2 separate regions of the Homo sapiens genome follow, and region 1 is linked to region 2. Evidence: read pairs that join two places in POLR2A ChIA-PET (ENCODE). Cell type or tissue: MCF 10A. All regions are shown on one strand. Each heading gives the region's core, and the rest is flanking DNA. Links, peaks and the distances in the headings are about the cores only. Region 1 overlaps ITGA9-AS1 (ITGA9 antisense RNA 1). Region 2 holds the start of PLCD1 (phospholipase C delta 1).

Region 1 (5,366 bases), core at 134-5,133, 180 kb after region 2:
CAGTGTCATTTCCAGAGCCTTCAGTTCCTGGATGAGCGGACTTTTTCATCTACAATCTCCACAGAGAAGGCTGTATTTGAGGAGAAGTAGGACATAATGACGGAGGAAGAGGTGGAGGTCCTGAAGACCAGGTTGAGTTTGGAATTTAACCTAAGGGTAATCTGGAGCCACTGAGACCTCTTGAGCAAGGAACAGGCACCAGTTCAGAAACTAGTTAAGATCTGAAGGTTAAAGTCAAAACTCAGACCAGCTTAAGCAACAGTGGGGGCTCTACTGGCTCATGTAATCAAATCACAGTTACATGCCTGGGCTGGAGTGGCCTGCGAGTAGCATCTGAAGCAAGGAGATAGAGATCTCTAGGGGAAGGATGTGACCTCCAGCTACTACTTTTCCCCATAACCGGGATGATCAAGGTGTTAGGAAAGGCAGAGGACATCCTTACACCTCAAGACACCCTGTATTCCCCACTCAGCTTGTTCCAGGACACCATCCCTAAGGGATCCCCAGAAGCTCATCCTTCTGCCTTCAACACCCATAACTCCCATGCTTCCTCAACATCCTGATCCTTTCTTACCAAGACCCACTCTCCCCCATCACACATGGATTCTTCCAATCAAATGTCTATGTCCACTGACACCTGGCTTCCTAGCCATCTTCTACCTCTACCCTTGTCCCCAGGGATGTTCTCTACTTGTCCCCAGGTGGGACCTGGGGACAGCATCCTTCCCATCTAAAGACACTTCACTCCCAAGAATAAGGCTTTCAAACGGGTCAGTGGTCCAGCAGGTGCAGCCCGCCCCCTGGTGGCCACAATGTTGTGTGGTCCTTTTCCTGAGCCCAGCTGAATGTGGAAGGCCTCTCTCCCTGCCAGTTCCTCAGTGTACACCACAGTCAGAGTGGGCTCAGTCGTGTCTCTTACCTTACCTGTCATGATTTGCACTCTTGTTCAGTTTTCCCCAGAGTATTAGCAGAAATGCCCTCAGGAGGCTGGGCGCAGTGGCTCACACCTGTAATCCCAGGACTTTGGGAGGCCAAGGTGGGCAGATCATTTGAGATCAGGAGTTCAAGACCAGACTGGCCAATGTAGTGAAACACCCGTCTCTACTAAAAATACAAAAATTAGCTGGGCATGATGGCGCAGGCCTGTAATCCCAGCTACTCGGGAGGCTGAGGCAGGAGAATCACTTGAACCCGGGAGGCGGAGGCTGTAGTGAGCTGAGATCGCGCCACTGCACTCCAGCCTGGCAACAGAGTGAGACTCCATCTCAAAAAAAAAAAACAAAAAAGAACGCCCTCAGGAATATGAAGGCCTGAGTGCCTGTCTGGAGAGGGTAGAAAGCAGGGGAACTGGAGCGATGTGCCCCACTTGGCAGCCAGTCTTGGAGGAGGAAAATGAAAGGCAAAGTGGATGCAAGCCACTGGTGAAGGAAAAAAGGGCAGTCAACCAGGGTCCTGGGCACACAGAGAAAAGGGCATCTGGCCTAAAGCTGGTGGTCAGGAGATATTTGGGGAATTTGAGAACAAGACACATCCTGATCTGAGATAGACTCTAGGACCTTGGGAATGAGCTGAAACATTCTTAGCGTACCCAGAAACCCAAGAAGCCTTCCTGGAGGGGGACACGCCTGCCACCACTTCTGTACCTCCAAAATTACAGCCCTGCCTTACCCAGAGAGTTTGGGTGCAAAAAGAGGACATGGCCTCAGGCTTGGGCCCTCTCTGACAGCCCCGGCTGGGGGAGGGCATGGCCCTGCCCTGAAACCCTATCACAATAGAATAGCTCCCAGAGCAGAGGGGGCAGGGTATCTCTGTGTGCCCTCAGCCCACTAGCAGGAGTGGCTTTGGCTCCTGAAAGGGCAGAGAGTCACAGAGTCTCAAGTTGATTTAGTGACTCTGGAGCCATTGAGCCCCTTGAGGTGGAACCCCACACTTAGCCCCTGTGTGGATTGTCCCTTGGATGACTCCCCATATCTCAGCTAGCAGGTATCATGTGGCCTGGCTGATGGAGGTTACTTTTGCTTGGCTGCTGTCATCTGTCGCCTCTCTCAGCCAGGCTCCCCAGGCCCTGGGCTCTGGCCCAGCCACAGGTACCCCCTTTATTCCCTGGCCTATGCCTACACAGGCTGTATTGGAGCTGAGGTGAGCAGACCCAGACGTGGCCACACTCTGTGGTGTGAATTCTATGTCACCCGTCATCCCAAGGCTGCCTGCTGATGAAGAGGAAGGGCCAACCCATATGTGCATCACTGCATGCACCCGTGTATATATTAGGGGGTCCATATGCGTGTGTATGCAGCCCCTTCTGGGAAGGTAGTTGCCCTCTCACATCTTTTATAGCATCAGCTTTGACAGGCAGCTGCCATGGCAGACCTCCCACTGGCACCATTCACATGGGCGGTGCCTTGGCTGGGCAAGGGAGATATTTCACGGGCAGGTCTGGTCACAGACACACACCTTGGTACGTGCAGCTACATGCTCATTTGTACTTGGGCTCACACGTGACAAGGCTGTCTCTGCCCAGGCTGGTTTCTCTACGTTGGCACTGCCTGTTTCTCCCTCCCTCCCTCCCGCTCTGGCCCTCCAGGTCTCAGCCCTGACAAGCACTGCCCTCCTCTTTCAGCTCCCCTGGAACCCAGCCTCCTACCCTCTTGGTCTTGGAAGGTTCTCAGAGCCTCCCTCATGAACATGATCACAGATGAGCATTTGTAGGCAATTTCTACTTTTCACACTAACTTCCCAGAGGCCTGGGTAGAGAGAGAGCTGGGCTCTCTCCTCTGGAACAGGGGTCAGGGTATGGGAGGGAAGAATACAAGGAGGTGGCCAGGGGCCGTGGCTCATGCCTTTAATCCTAGCACTTCAGGAGGCTGAGACAGGCGGATTTCCTGAGCTCAGGAGTTTGAGATCAGCCTGAGCAACACAGTGAATCCCATCTCTACTAAAATACAAAAAATTAGCTGGGTGTGCTGGCGTGCACCTGTAGTCCCAGCTACTCGGAGGCTGAGGCAGGAGAATTGCTTGAACCTTGGAGGCGGAGGTTACAGTGAGCCGAGATTGCACCACTGCACTCCAGCCTGGGCGACTGAGACTCCTTCTCCAAAAAAAAAAAAAAAAAAAAAAAAGAATACAAGGAGGTAAAAAAAAAAATCTCAGTAAATTAGTCAGTCTGTCTCCTGACTCCACTCTCCTTCCCTCTCTCCCACTTCCCCCTCCCCTGCCACACAGCCCTCCTTGGTTGCTGCTAACATACACTCAGGCGCCCCTGATGCACACTGTTCCCCTCCCCCATACACTGCCAACCCACATTCCTAAATGGGGCTCTTAACCCCAGTGAACTGTCCCCATCTACCCCATCTGGCTCTGATCCCACCATGGCCATGGGAGGCACTCCTTGTGATCCACACCTGAGTGCCTGGCTGGGATGGGTGGAGAAGGAGGCCCTATCTCAGCTGAAAGAGGCAACAGGCAAGTGGCCTCCTCTCTCTGGACCTTCCTTTCTAGGCAAGAACACACAGATGATGGTTTGTTGCCAGAAGGCTCTGGAATGGGTGCAAACCAGAAGGGGTTCCCTGTCCTGGTCTGAGTTTAGGGATGGGACCAAAGAAGTAAAATTTCTGGACGTTCTACTAAAAATTATTTTTAAAATATCAAAAGCAAAAAATATTTTGGGGAAACGGATACTAGCCACATGGAATTGACTAGACGTTGAGAGTTCACACAGCTTGTTAATATTTAGTGTCTTTCTGACTCCCTGATGGCCCTTGGTAAGAGAAAAGAAGGAGGGTGGTTGTCACCCATCCTGCCTGTTTACTGCACACCAAGCTGTGGCTGGGTACCGTGTTTCCAAAGGCGAGAGGCTCCCTTGGGTGCAGGAAATGGAGACCATGTCAGGGAAAGATCAGCATGAGGGTCCTGGAGTGAGAGTCTCTGCCCATCCAAGGCCTCACAGGAACTCAGCTCAAACCATAAAGAAAGCTATTATATCACCTGGCAGGCCTCAGGGATGACCTCAGGAAACTGGGTCTTTCAGGAGCAAGGCCACTCCAGACTAAACTCCTGTTACTCCAGACAAGTCATTTGTCATGAATGTGACTCAGCTGCATCTTTCATCACTGCTTCAGTTTGGGTCTAACCATTTGTCCTCTTGTTAACAACTCACTAATTTTCATAAGTCCCAGTTTAAATCTGGGAGACAGTCTGTTTGCCTTAGTTCATTCCGATTTTTCAAGTTACTATACTTATGTAAAAAATTACCCCCAATTTTAGTGACTTTTACAGAATCAAAAAATACTTATATGCTTATGAATCTGCAGTTTAGGCAGGGCTTGGTGGGCCTAGCTCATCTTTGCTTTCTGTGGGGTCACCTGGGCTGCTTGATAGTGGGAGCTGGACTGATCTGGAGGCTTACTTTCTCGCATGTCACAGTTGATGCCGGCTGTTGGCTGATGCTTTGGGCTGTTGGCTGGAAAACCTACAAATGCTATTGACCATGTCTTTTATTTTCTGTACTCTGATGTTTTGACATATTGGGGTCTTGTTTTTGGCATCTTGGGGCCTTGCTGACCTTGGAGGGACTGCCCCTTTGATAGCAGATTCCTAGAGATAGCAAATAACTGACCTGTGAGGGTGTCTTTCATATGCAAGCCAGTCAATCCAGTGCCCACATTCCCAACCACCCCCTTTATCCAGCAATTACAGGCCCCTATTTTCCTGCCCTAGTCACCCAGGGGCCAAGTACCAGACTACTGGGGCCAGCCCCTACACCTCAGAGCCCACCAAAATTATTTAAACTAGCTAATCCTGAACCTGCTTACCCTGTTCCTTTTTGTAGAAACCACACTAAATGCCTTTGCCATAGTTTTCCTTTCTCCCTCAGGTTCCTGACCAAGCTGGTGCTTCTGCGTGTGTTCCTGCATGACTTGGTGTGTCCCCTTCTCTTGGATCTGTGAGTAACAAACTATCTTTTCTTTTTTTCTTTTGAGACAGAGTCTCGCTGTGTCTGTGTCACTGAGGCTGGGGTGCAGTGATGCAATCTCAGGTCACTGTACCTCCGCCTCCTGAGTTCAAGTGATTCTCCTGCCTCAGCCTTCCGAGTAGCTGGGATTACAGGGATGCACCATCACACCCAGCTAATTTTTGTATTTTTAGTAGAGAGAGGGTTTCACCATGTTGGCCAGGCCGGTCTCAAACTCCTGACCTCAGGTGATCTGCCCGCCTTGGCCTCCCAAAGTGCTGGGATTTACAGGCATGAGCCACTGTGCCCAGCCTAATCTGTCTTTTCAATGGCAGTCGTCTCTTGACCTGTTGGCCTCTTCATACCTGAATAATAATAAAACCTATATTTTCTTTTTTGTTTGTTTGTTTGTTTT
Region 2 (5,366 bases), core at 224-5,223:
CCCTGCCTCAGCCTCCCACGTAGCTGGGATTACAGGCATGTGCCACCACGGCCGGCTAATTTTGTATTTTTAGTAGAGACGGGGTTTCACCATGTTAGTCAGGCTGGTCTTGAACTTCCAACCTCAGGCAATCCACCCACCTCAACCTCCCAAAGTGCTGGAATTACAGGTGTGAGCCACTGCACCCAGCCAAGTTGTATTCTTTTTTGTTGTTGTTGTTGTTGTTTGAGACAGAGTCTTGCTCCGTCGCCCAGGCTGGAGTGCAATGGAGCAATCTCAGCTCACTGCAACCTCCTCCTCCTGGGTTCAAGTAATTCTCCTGCCTCAGCCTCCCAAGTAGCTGGGATTACAGGCACCCACCACCACTCCCAGCTAATTTTGTGTGTGTGTGTGTGTGTGTGTATTTTTAGTAGAGACAGGGTTTCGCCATGTTGGCCAGCCTGGTCTTGAACTCCTGACCTCAGGTGATCCACCGGCCTCAGCCTCCCAAAGTGTTGGGATTACAGGCGTGAGCCACCGTGCCCAGTCATAAAAGGTGAATTATTACAAGGCCCAACAGGACTTGGTCCCGGTTACCTCTCTTTCTCCTCCCATGATCAGCCCGCCCCACTTCCCCGTTCTCTTGCTCTCTTAGCTCCAGCCACATTGGCCTTGTCCTCCTTGCTCATCCTCCAACATACCAACACCCTCCTGCTTCAGGGTGTATTTCCTGTGCCTGGAATCTTCTGCCCAGATATCTCTAAATGTCTCAGTCCCTCACTTCTGTCAAGGCTTTGCTTGACTGTCACCTTTCCCATAAAATCCAGCCTGATCAACCCTTTTAAAATTTAATTCTGTCAGGTGAGGTGGATCGCTTAGGGTCAAGAGTTCAAGAGCACCCCAGCCAACATGGTAAAACCCGTCTCTATTCAAAATACAAAAATTAGCTGGGCGTGGTGCCACACACCTGCAATCCCAGCTACTCAGGAGAATCACTCGAACCTGGGGGGCAGAGACTGCAGTGAGCTGAGATCACACCACTGCACTCCAGCCTGGGCAACAGAGCGAGACTCCATCTCAAAAAAAAAAAAAAAAAAAAAATTAACCCTATCCCATTCCTGAACTGCTTTAACCCACTTTTTTCATTTTACTTATTATCTGCTAATATCCTGTACAATTCATTTCTTACATTTGTTAAAATGTCTCTTTTCTTTCCATTAGAATTTGGGCTCCAGGAGGGCAGGGGTTTTTGATGTGTTTTGTTCACAGATGACTCCCAAGCCTCTAGAACAGTGCCCACTACACAGTAGCTGCTCAATAAATATTTGTTGAATAAGTGACATAGCAGAACAGTTTTCAAATGTGGGTCTCTTCAGTTCACACATCCCATAAGTGTGTTTCCTCCTTCAGGTGAGTTACCCTCTGCCTCCTCCTTCAGATAAGGGTCTGAGGGCAAGTTTCCTGTCTGTTCCCCATGCCAAGCACTGTATTCTGCCTCTGGGGTGGAGGTGAGCATTGGGACTCAGTCCACAGTGAAATAAACATCACAGTTACATTCACAAATGAATACACAATAAAATCCCACAAATATAATTATAGAATAGTAACCCCAAATAATCCCATACTGTCCTGGGACTACCAGCAGGTCCAGCAGCCTCATAGTTCACTATGGCATCCTGGATCCCTGCAAGGTCAGGACCTGAGGATCTGACCCTGCATGACCTGAGGACTCTCACTTTGCCACAGCTGCTCCCTTGGGAGGAGCAGCCTTCACTTTTCCTCCTGATGCATCTGGACTTGGGCCCATGACCCTCTGGAGGGAGCTCCTATGGGGGTTTTGCAGCCCTCAAAAGCAGCAGGGGCATGACCTCAGACCAACAGCCTCAGGTTGGGCTCTGGCCACCTGGATCTGTAGAGGAGGCCAGGCAGAGGATGGCTGTGGGAATATGGGATTCTGGTGGCCTTCTAGCAGGTACTTATTTGTGCCCTGTACTTGCCATCCATTACTTCTGCCAGTTCTAAGGATGATTATAGCTCCTGATTGAGGAGCTCAGAGAAGCGAAGTCACTTTTCCAAAGTCTTAACAGCAGGAAGCTGCAAAGTCAAGATTTAAACAGCCCCTTCACCCCATATCCTGGAGCAGAGGCTCTAAAGACAGGGAGGGGGCAGAATAAACCCCATTCACCTCACCTACCCAAGCTGGGCTAGGTTTGCATTTCATGGGGGAGGGACTGGAAAGGGCCAGCCCTGAAGCACGCTTGGAGCCTGACCATCCTGAACGTTGGCATTCTTGGGTGATAATACCCCCTCCTCAGGCCTCCAGAGAAAGTAGTGGTGGAGAGACCAAGTGAAGTGGCTTGAGGCAGGCACTGGTGCCAACACTAGGTCTCTCTTCCCTGTCTCCAGTGATCCCAGAAGCTCCATCACCCCATCCATCCTCACACAGACATAGAAGACTGGGCATGGTCAGGAGAGTGAGATGCCAGAAACTCCCCCATTAAAGAACTAGTCTTTGGGGCATGTGTGGGCCCTCTGTGTACCCAAACTAAGCCTGCCAAATAGCCCTCTGAGTCACCGGGATCTCAGGGCATCTTGCACAGGCAACTGAGAGCTGGGTTTTGAGGAGGGTAATTTAGGCACCTGGCCAGGGCTGGGCCCACAGACGGCCCTGGGAGTTGAGGGCAGAGGGAGTGAAGGCAAAGGGAATGGAATCCAGCAACTTCGTGACTTGGTACAAAGCCTCTTTGCCTCCTCTGAGCTCCAGCCCCTCCACACAAGTTCACTCATACCACACAGGCTTACCCCTAGCAGGAACCAGCAGAGCACCTCCCAGCCTGTGAGAGCCAGGAGGGGCCGATAGCCAGGGGAAGAGAGGAGAGGACTGGAGTGAGGGCTCACCCACGGCTCTGAGCAGCCGCCGGGTTTCTCTATGAGCAGGGCGGGGCCCAGCCCTCATGTCTGGCAGAACCTGGTTGCATGTGCCAGCTCTGAGTCAGCAGTGCCCATCCTGCCCAAGAACCCTGGGCTAGGGAGGAGGCTGCAGCTCCTATGTCTGTGCCAGGGGCCAGAGGAGGGATTCTGTGAGGTGGGTTTGGAGCATGCAAAGGAAGAGCCTGGCTGCATCCCCACCATGGTACATAGACAAAGGGAAAGGAGAGGCTCCCAGGTAATGTCCTGGCTTGGGGCCTGGGGCTCAGAGTTGGGAGATGATGTGAATACATAGGAATGATGACTGAGATGAAGCCATGTCCACTCCTGGTGTCAGAGTTTCACTGTGACGCTGCCTAGGAAGAGGAGGGGGGCTTGAGGAGGCCTGATTTGCTGAGTACAGGGGCTTGCAGGCTCCAGGAGTATCAGAGGTGCAAGTGGTAGGCTCCAAGGCCTGAGGAGGCCTCCAGAGGGCAGAGAAGGGGACCCTTCTTCCCCACTCATCCCCTGTATGGAGGTCCAGAGTGATGCCTGCCAGTATGAATTTGCTCATCCCTCAGCAAACATGGAGTGTGGCCCTGGGCAGAAGGGAAACCAAGGAAGGAACTGACAGGCCTGCCCAGGGCAGGGGTGTTCGCACTGCAGGACAGGATTGGAGCTGAGTGCCAGGTAAGGGGTGAAGCCCCGTCTGTGGAGAGGGGGCATGCAGAGCAGGGGGCTCTCCAAAGCCCAGAAGTCCTGATCCACTTTTAACCCCCAGAACCAGAAGACTGTCCTTCAGCTGTTTCACATCCCTTATTCAAGGCCACCTAGGGCCCAGAAGAGGAGGGATTGGGGTGAGCCCAGCCCCCTCCCCGCAGAGCTGGTCCAACTAGCTTTGCCTGACTCTCACATTGGCCTTATCAGCCCAGGAGGCCTGGGTGGCTTCCTGGGAGGCCCTCTGGGGGCTCTCTGACACCAAGAGCCCAGTTTTCCCAAGGGACTCTCCAAAGGGGTGGTGGGCAACAGGATCTAGGGACCCTCCCAGGGTCTGTGGTGGGAGGGGTCTCTGGGCAACCTATAAAGGGGGTTTTCTGGGTCCCAAGAGTTAGGGGGTGGGTCTGCATAGGGACCTTGCCCAGACAGCCCCTTGGGAGGCCACCTGAAGAAGGGACCCTGGGGATCCTCCCCCTCGGCTGCATGGATCGCTGGGGTTTTGGGATATGAGTGGCTCAAAAGTGAAATCCGTGCACCTGCTTGCTTCCCCCTCCCACACCCCCAACACTCCACCAAAGGCACTCTTGGGGTTAGAAACCTCCCAGCGAGAGGGAAGGGGACCCTCCTCCCGACAAGGTCCAGGTATTGCTCTCTGAAGACCTTCTAATCGTGTCCGTGCACCCATTTCGCAGAAGGGAATGCGAACGCTGGGAGCTGCGGCTGGAAGCCTGGACGCCGCGTCTCCCTAGCGCAGCAGCCCGGCTGGGCGTCGGACCTTACACGATCCCTTCCCCGGGATGACGCCGGATTCTTTCCAGCATCACCCCGACCCCAGCGAGGCGCCCACAACAGGGCGTGGGGCCCGGCCGCCCGCGGTAATGACAGGGCCCGCGGCCCGTGGGTGGCGGCGGCGGAGGAAGCTGGAGGAATCTGGCTATTTCTGGTCGGGGCGCGCCCGCTGGCCCGGGCCAGGGTTGGCCAGTCCTCCGGGCCCCCAGCTCTGCCCTCCCTCTCGCGTCCCCAGAAGGGGGCGGGGAGAGACGAGGGTTGGCGGGCTCAGGGGGCGGGGGCGCAGGGCAGCGGGGGCGGGGCGGTGTCCCGGGACCACCCCCGGCCTCCTCCCACCGCGGTCCATTCAGGTCCCTGCACCGCACTCCGCTCGGACCCCAGGCCGCCGGTGCTGTCGCTACTCAAGTGAGTCCCGCGGTGCCCCTCCCGCCGCGCCGCCCGTCGGGCATGGACTCGGGCCGGGACTTCCTGACCCTGCACGGTGAGTGCCTGGCCCGCGCGAGCGGGAGACCCTGCAGGGGTGGACCCCTGGAAAGCTGTTCCGGGCCCTGGACAGGGAGCCCCCAGCTCCTTCGGCCGCCTCCACACCACCCCGGGCCCGCCTCTCTGCCCCTTCTCCGGACTGGGAAAATCTCAGCCCGCGGCTCCCTGGGTGGGACTGCCGGGCACGACCCTGGGCGTTTCCAGGCTTGTCCGAGATCTAGCCCGGGGGGTGGGTGGGCGGGCGGTACGGGTCTAAAGACTTCCCTCCGCCTCGCGGACCCCCTTGTCCTGGTCATGAAAGTCTGGGCTCCACGATCCCGCTCGCACGGAGGGGCGGCGAAGGAAGGAAACAGCATCCAAGAACGACCAAAATTCTCCTTGCCCCATCCGGGCCGCCCCAGAGGCTCCCCAAAGCCTGGGCGTGCCTGGACCGCGTCAGGCCGCGCGGGTGTGGCGGAGCAGGGGCTAAGCGGGTGGGGAGAGGAGGTGTG

What was found. ChIA-PET counts read pairs that join two places held together with the same protein. Peaks named below come from ENCODE experiments on the same cell type or tissue, not always from the same donor. Only the 100,000 strongest peaks of a DNase experiment are listed, where the experiment ranks them.
Region 1: POLR2A ChIA-PET joins it to region 2 with 5 read pairs; 11 of 35 experiments call an interaction of 5 or more read pairs at or near these places.

Annotation. Positions count from the first base shown.
Region 1 is chr3:37,851,000-37,856,365 of GRCh38, reverse strand. All of the region lies in intron 1 of ITGA9-AS1 (ITGA9 antisense RNA 1), which reads left to right. Among named protein-coding and RNA genes, the nearest start is that of ITGA9-AS1, 8.1 kb to the left of the region's middle. In MCF 10A, for the core only: a CTCF peak has its summit at 816 (motif pointing left); DNase peaks (open chromatin) are centred at 795, 2,485 and 4,075.
Region 2 is chr3:38,029,013-38,034,378 of GRCh38, reverse strand. PLCD1 (phospholipase C delta 1) reads left to right here and starts at 4,737. Exons shown (of 15, transcript NM_006225.4): 1 at 4,737-4,873. The coding sequence starts at 4,840. In MCF 10A, for the core only: no CTCF peak of the experiment used is centred there; DNase peaks (open chromatin) are centred at 2,578 and 2,938.